Linked DNA regions of Homo sapiens: region 2 is linked to region 1. A link is an interaction called in ENCODE POLR2A ChIA-PET data of the cell type or tissue named here. Cell type or tissue: MCF 10A. All regions are shown on one strand. Links, peaks and the distances in the headings refer to the core of each region. The heading gives the core; the rest is flanking DNA.

Region 1 (2,808 bases), core at 74-2,573:
CCTTCCCGCTGGTGTCCACCAAAGGAAAATCCGCCCTGGCCAGTGAGTCCTTGTGTCAGGAGCTCTGGGGCCTGTGTTTCCCTTTGCCTAAAAGTAGGGGCTGGCAGCACGGAAGGCCTCCTCATGAGCTTTCTGGAGTGTTTTCTGAGCGCAGAGGAAATAAGCGAGGCAAAGGTTTGGCTAAGGGTTCACACCTGTCCTCTTCTAATCTCTCACCCACTTTCATCATTGTGTATGTAGTCGCCATCGTCTTCCAAAGTTGCTATAATAGGGGTCCTGTTTCATTCTTTTTATTTTGACTACGTTATCTAACAATTCTTTATACTTGTCTCAAAATACTCATTTTTTGGTGGGGGTGATACAGGAGGGGGGCAGGGAAGTGCTGGGTTGTGAAAGGCAGGGGTCCTGGTGAGGGCTCCACCTTCAGGCCTATGCCCACGGACCTAGGTGAAGACAGGCACTCCTGTTTTCACACCCAAATGTTGCATTTCCCAAGACTACCCTGGCCTGCCACACCACCCCCCCCCATCCTGTGCCTATAAAAACCCTGAGACCCTCGCGGGCACACACACAGTGGCTGGAGTCGAGGGGGAATCACCGGCAGAAGAACACACACACACACACACACACGCCGACGGGCCATCGATGGTGGAACAACACGGACACTGAGGGAACTTTGGCTGGGGGCAGTCGGAGGAGAGCCTGGCCTCTGAGTGGCCTGATTCCAGGGAAAGACCACCTTCCCACTCCATCCCCCTTCTGGCTCCCCAGGCATCTGCTGAGAGCTATCTCCACCATTCGGTAAAACCTTACACTCATTCTCCAAGCCCACGTGTGATCCAATTTTTCCAGTACACTAAGGAAAGAACCAGGGATACAGAAAGCCTCTGTCCTTGCGATAAGCCAGAGGGTCTAACTGAGCTGATTAACACAAGACACTTGCAGATGGCTAAGCTGAAAGTCAGACTGTGACACGCCCACTGGGGCTTAGGGAGCTGTAAACACTCAACCCTAGATGCTGCCCTGAGGTCGGAGCCCAGGCTCCCCACGACCTGCCCGTCTGCATGCTTCCCCTAGGGGTTTGAGCTGCGGGCACCGAAGACGGGAGCCATACACCTGTCACACGCCCTGCGAGGGGAATATGGGAACTTATCCAGTTTCAGGAGGAGGGAATGACTAGCTACCAAACAACCAAAGCCAATTTTCCTGTGAAAGGGACGCTGGGGCATCTGATTACTTTTGTTGCTATAAAGGCCTTGGAGGCTGGGCACAGTGTGGTGTGCTTATAGCCTGCACAACGTGGCAGGATCCTGTCTCTCTAAAAACAAGAGGGGGTGCTTTGGTGAGGATGGAAAATTCTGAATAGCTCTGCCTTGATGTCTTCTGCTGTCATTACAGCAAAAGTGGTCTGGGGTGTCACTCAAACAGAAAACTGTCTTGTTTGGGACTTGAGAAGATTTTTGGTGCCTTCACCACCAGAAAATGAGGAAGAAGGAGCAAATAAGGGAGGAACGCCAGGCACTGAGGGCCGAGGGCCTTCACGGCCTGCACTGTTCTGCCGAGCAGGGCTGTGCGCAGCTGAGTTGAGTCACGCTGCCTGCGTCCTGGGCTGTGCGCAGCTGAGTTGAATCACGCTGCCCGCGTCCTGGGCTGTTTACAGCTGAGTTGAGTCACGCTGCCTGCATCCTGCACGCGGCCCTGTGCTCTGCATGTTTGAGGTAGGCTGCTTTCTCCACACGCATGGACATCTTTCCTATGGGGTGAAGGCTAGGCTTACAAGCCCTGTCTTTTGGATGTGGACATGGATCCCTTGCACATGTGCCTTCCGTGGCATGAAGACTGTCAGCACCTGGCAGGACTGGAGCGACTAGTGAAACACCAGACACCAGCCCCTCAGCCAAGGTCTCGCCCAGCACCTCCTTCCGAACCCTGCCCTGCCCCGGAGGCTGCTGGCTCCAGTGCAGGCCTGACTGTCACGGGCACCTACAGCATAACCCTGCCAGTGACCTCGCAGCAGCTGCAGCACCAAGCTCTCCAGGCAGCGCCCTGGCGCAGGTGAAGCAGCCCAGGCCCGCGCTGCAAGGGAGCCACACTCCAGCCGGCGCATTGGCAGAGAGAGTGCTCTCCCAGGAGAGGATGAAGCGCTGCGTGGGCTCAGGGTTTCAAAAAGCCCACCCCAGGTTCACTCCCCCGAACCTTGCCCTGAAGAGCTCCCCAGACTCGGCGGTGCCAGATTCCCAGGGATAGATTTTGTTACTCAGTGCTAAGCTTCTGGACTCTTTATTTTTTCTTTTACAGTGGTCTACAGATATCCCCATAACATCCCTTTCTTATTAATTAATTCAAATAAAGATAAATAATAAACTGTGTGGCTCAGTGTGGTTAAATGTGTATGGCATTTAGAGGTTTTGATGTTGTCGTAGACAAATGCCGCTTCTCTCCCAAATTGTTTCCACCTCCACTCCAGGCCTTTCTTCACCCCATCTCCTCCCAGCCCCAGACCCACTCCTTGCCTGAGCTCCAGGGTCGATCGCCCTGTAGAGCAAGTCTGCCCGGGATGAAGCTGACACACGAGGCTCATGGCTCAGCCCGCGTGTCCTCACCTGCTGATGCAGCCCCAGGTGGCCTCCCCAGGGGTGCGAGCCACACATTAGCGTGAGTTCGTTTTGTATCAGCTGCAACCTAAAGAGTTTCAACCCATGACTCAGAAGGAAAATGCTCCGATAGACCACACAACCCAAACTTGTAGGAGACTTGCATCTGGATGTCATTGTCATTGGTATAGATGAAAGGACACGGCCCTGCCAT
Region 2 (2,808 bases), core at 40-2,539, 53 kb after region 1:
CTCTGGAGCCAGACAGCCTCGGGGCACCCCAGGCTGAGGGAAGGAGCTGGGCACAGCCCTGTGTCCCCGTCTCTCAGCCAATGGAGGAGGAGCTTGGTCAGTCCCTACAAAGGTTGCAGTGGAGACCCTGCACCAGGGTACCCACCTACCCATGAAGGCACAGGAGGAACATTCTGGAAATGAGGAGGCCCTTGTGAAGCCACAGAGGTGTGGAACAGCATGGCACAGCACCCCTGCAATTCCCATACCCTGTGAGGACCCCACAGTCCTCATCTGTCCCTGGATGTAGTGCAGTGGTTGTCCTCGGAGTCGCTGGGGTCTCTGCCTGCTGGCTCTGCCCTAGTCCCGAACTGGACGCCCTGGCTCACAGTCCCTCCCCACGGCACCCCCTCCTGCATTCCTTGGCTCACCCATGAGCCCCTCTTGGGAATGGCTCCCCAACTCCACTGCTTCAGGAAGGAGCAGCTTAATGCTTCCCGAAGCTTCTCCAGCCCCACCCCACTTACCCCCATGATGTGAGCGCTTGGACGCACCGTCCCAGTGACCTGCCTCCACGGTAAAAGAGGGCCTGAATGGGGGTTCTTCAGTGCGGGGATCAGGGGCTGATTTCAGAATCTAACGACTGTCATTATGCCGCATACACAGAAAAATGAACACGAGAGCTACAATTTACATAAAAATCCCGGATTTGGGGAGCCCCCATAGAACCCCAAGACCAAAGACAGGTCTCTCAATGGGAAAATTTCAGGAAGCGACGCCAGGTGTCCTAATCCTCTGAAGCCCAGAATGTGTGTGCACCGGGGCGGGGCTGCCCCGGAGAAGGTTCAGGCGACCTTCGCGTGAGGACTCCAGGCCCCTCCGGAGAACATTCCTGAGCCTGCACCAACTGCCCTCCGTTCGCTCCTCTCCAAAGGGTCTCAGAAACCCTCAAAATAGTGTTAGGAAACCATCTTACTAACGAATGTCTGCCTCTTGCTTTCCACCGTATTTAAAACTCTTCCTTAAGCTGATATGAATTTTGTTAAAAGCACACGGAGAATGTTTTCTCATTGCCTCCCACTCTGAGCTAGGTATTCCATTCCCCCAAACACTCCTACATTTAGTAATGCGAAAAACAGTGAAAGATCTCAAAGCCCATAGATGAAAGTTAAATCAGTTCTGACAGACCCCGATGTGTGATGAAATATTATGCAGCCATTTAAAATGATGGAATAATACTTGAAATATAAAAAAGTTTAAAATGCAAACCCCAGAAGCATCTACAGTATATCCCCAATTTTCTAACACACACGTGCACACACAGGCTTCTAAGAAATGATTAGAAGGAAATACACCAATGTATTAATATTGGTTATCTCTGGTAAGACTAAAAGTAATTTTAATTTTCTTTTCTTCTTTCCTGTATTTTCCATGGTAAGCATACATTGATGTTAATTTTTTGATTGAAAATTCTACTGGCTCCACGGCCTGTCTTGTGTAATCACAGCTGAGCTCACTCATCTTCTGGGCTTTGGCACCGTAGGGAGGAAGGCAGCCTTTCCCCAGTGTGCCCTTGGGCAATCCAGATCCACCCCGAGCCTGGGCCCTGCTGGGTACTGCCCAGGCGATGCCAGGAGAGGGCTGAGTGGTGGCCGCAGCTGAGTGCAGACACATGTGGTGCAGAGCACAGCATGATGCAGTGTGGGACGGTGGGCTTTGCAAACCCCAGGAAGGGACAGCGGCCAGGTGCTCCGCTCCAAGCCCAGTCCCCCAGGCCTCAGTGAGCACCCCCGGCTGTGACTTGGGCCAGCCCTCCATTCACTCAGCCACTGTCTCTCTGAACATGCCCTGCCCTCCTGCCGGGCTGGCTGGGCTCTAGGAGGGGGTGTCCTGTGCAGGAGGCACATGTGAGCTCAAGGGCACACCAACCCCTCTCACTAGTCATGAGTTGGGCCCAGTGCAAGCCCGCTCACTCACTGCTCACTCCCGCCAAGGTCAAGCTTCTGAACCCCTTCTTAGAGACAAGGAGACCTGGGCTTAGCCCTCGAGTCCACGTGGTCGCCAACATGACATGACGGAGCCAGGGCCCCCAGCCCTGCCCCAGCCTGGCCCCTCCTCCACACTGGCTTCTGTGCCTCCTGCAGGGCCAGCTTCTCAGCAGCGCCTCTCTCTGCAGGAATTCACTCACTCGGAAGCTGGGCAGACTCAACCCAGAGCTTTGGCCTCCTGGACTTGGGCATGCTCCTGTGTAATGAGGAAGGGCCTCATTTTAAACAACCAGATCTTGTGAGAAATCTTTCACGAGACAGTAGCAAGGGGAGGGTGCTAAACCATTAGAAACTGCCCCGTGATCCAATCACCTCCCACTAGGCCCCAGCTCCAGCACTGGGGATGTCAGTTGAGCCTGAGATTTGGGTGGGGACACAGATCCAAACCGTATCAGAAGGGAAGAGAGCCATCCCGGGAGTGGGCAGGCTTTCCCGGTGGACCTTGGGGAGTCACCCCACATCTGTGTCAGTACAGCCAGACTTAACAATGGAAAGAGCCACCAGACCAGTTCAGGAAGCTGGGCGGGAGATGCCTCAAGGAGATGAGGCCAGCAGTATGGAGCAGCAAGTCCCCCTGTGCCCCCACTCTGGGGAGCTGCAAGAATGACCTCACAGGCCCTGCCTTCCCCCACACCCTGTAGGCTGCGCAGCTCCCCCAGCAAGACATGGAGCTGTCTTCCCACCCCTGGAATTGCTGGTCATGTGCTGTGCCTCAGCCAGCAGAGGTGACAGGGTGACCTTGGCCTGGTTCCCCCTGAGCTCACTGGCTTTTTTTTTTTGC

Evidence for each region. Peaks named below come from ENCODE experiments on the same cell type or tissue, not always from the same donor. Only the 100,000 strongest peaks of a DNase experiment are listed, where the experiment ranks them.
Region 2: POLR2A ChIA-PET joins it to region 1 with 5 read pairs; 1 of 35 experiments calls an interaction of 5 or more read pairs at or near these places.

What each region holds. Positions count from the first base shown.
Region 1 is chr7:155,165,257-155,168,064 of GRCh38, forward strand. No RefSeq gene overlaps it. Among named protein-coding and RNA genes, the nearest start is that of HTR5A-AS1, 95 kb to the left of the region's middle. RefSeq lists an enhancer at 2,421-2,808. In MCF 10A, for the core only: no CTCF peak of the experiment used is centred there; a DNase peak (open chromatin) is centred at 1,635.
Region 2 is chr7:155,218,491-155,221,298 of GRCh38, forward strand. No RefSeq gene overlaps it. Among named protein-coding and RNA genes, the nearest start is that of INSIG1, 78 kb to the right of the region's middle. In MCF 10A, for the core only: no CTCF peak of the experiment used is centred there; a DNase peak (open chromatin) is centred at 1,531.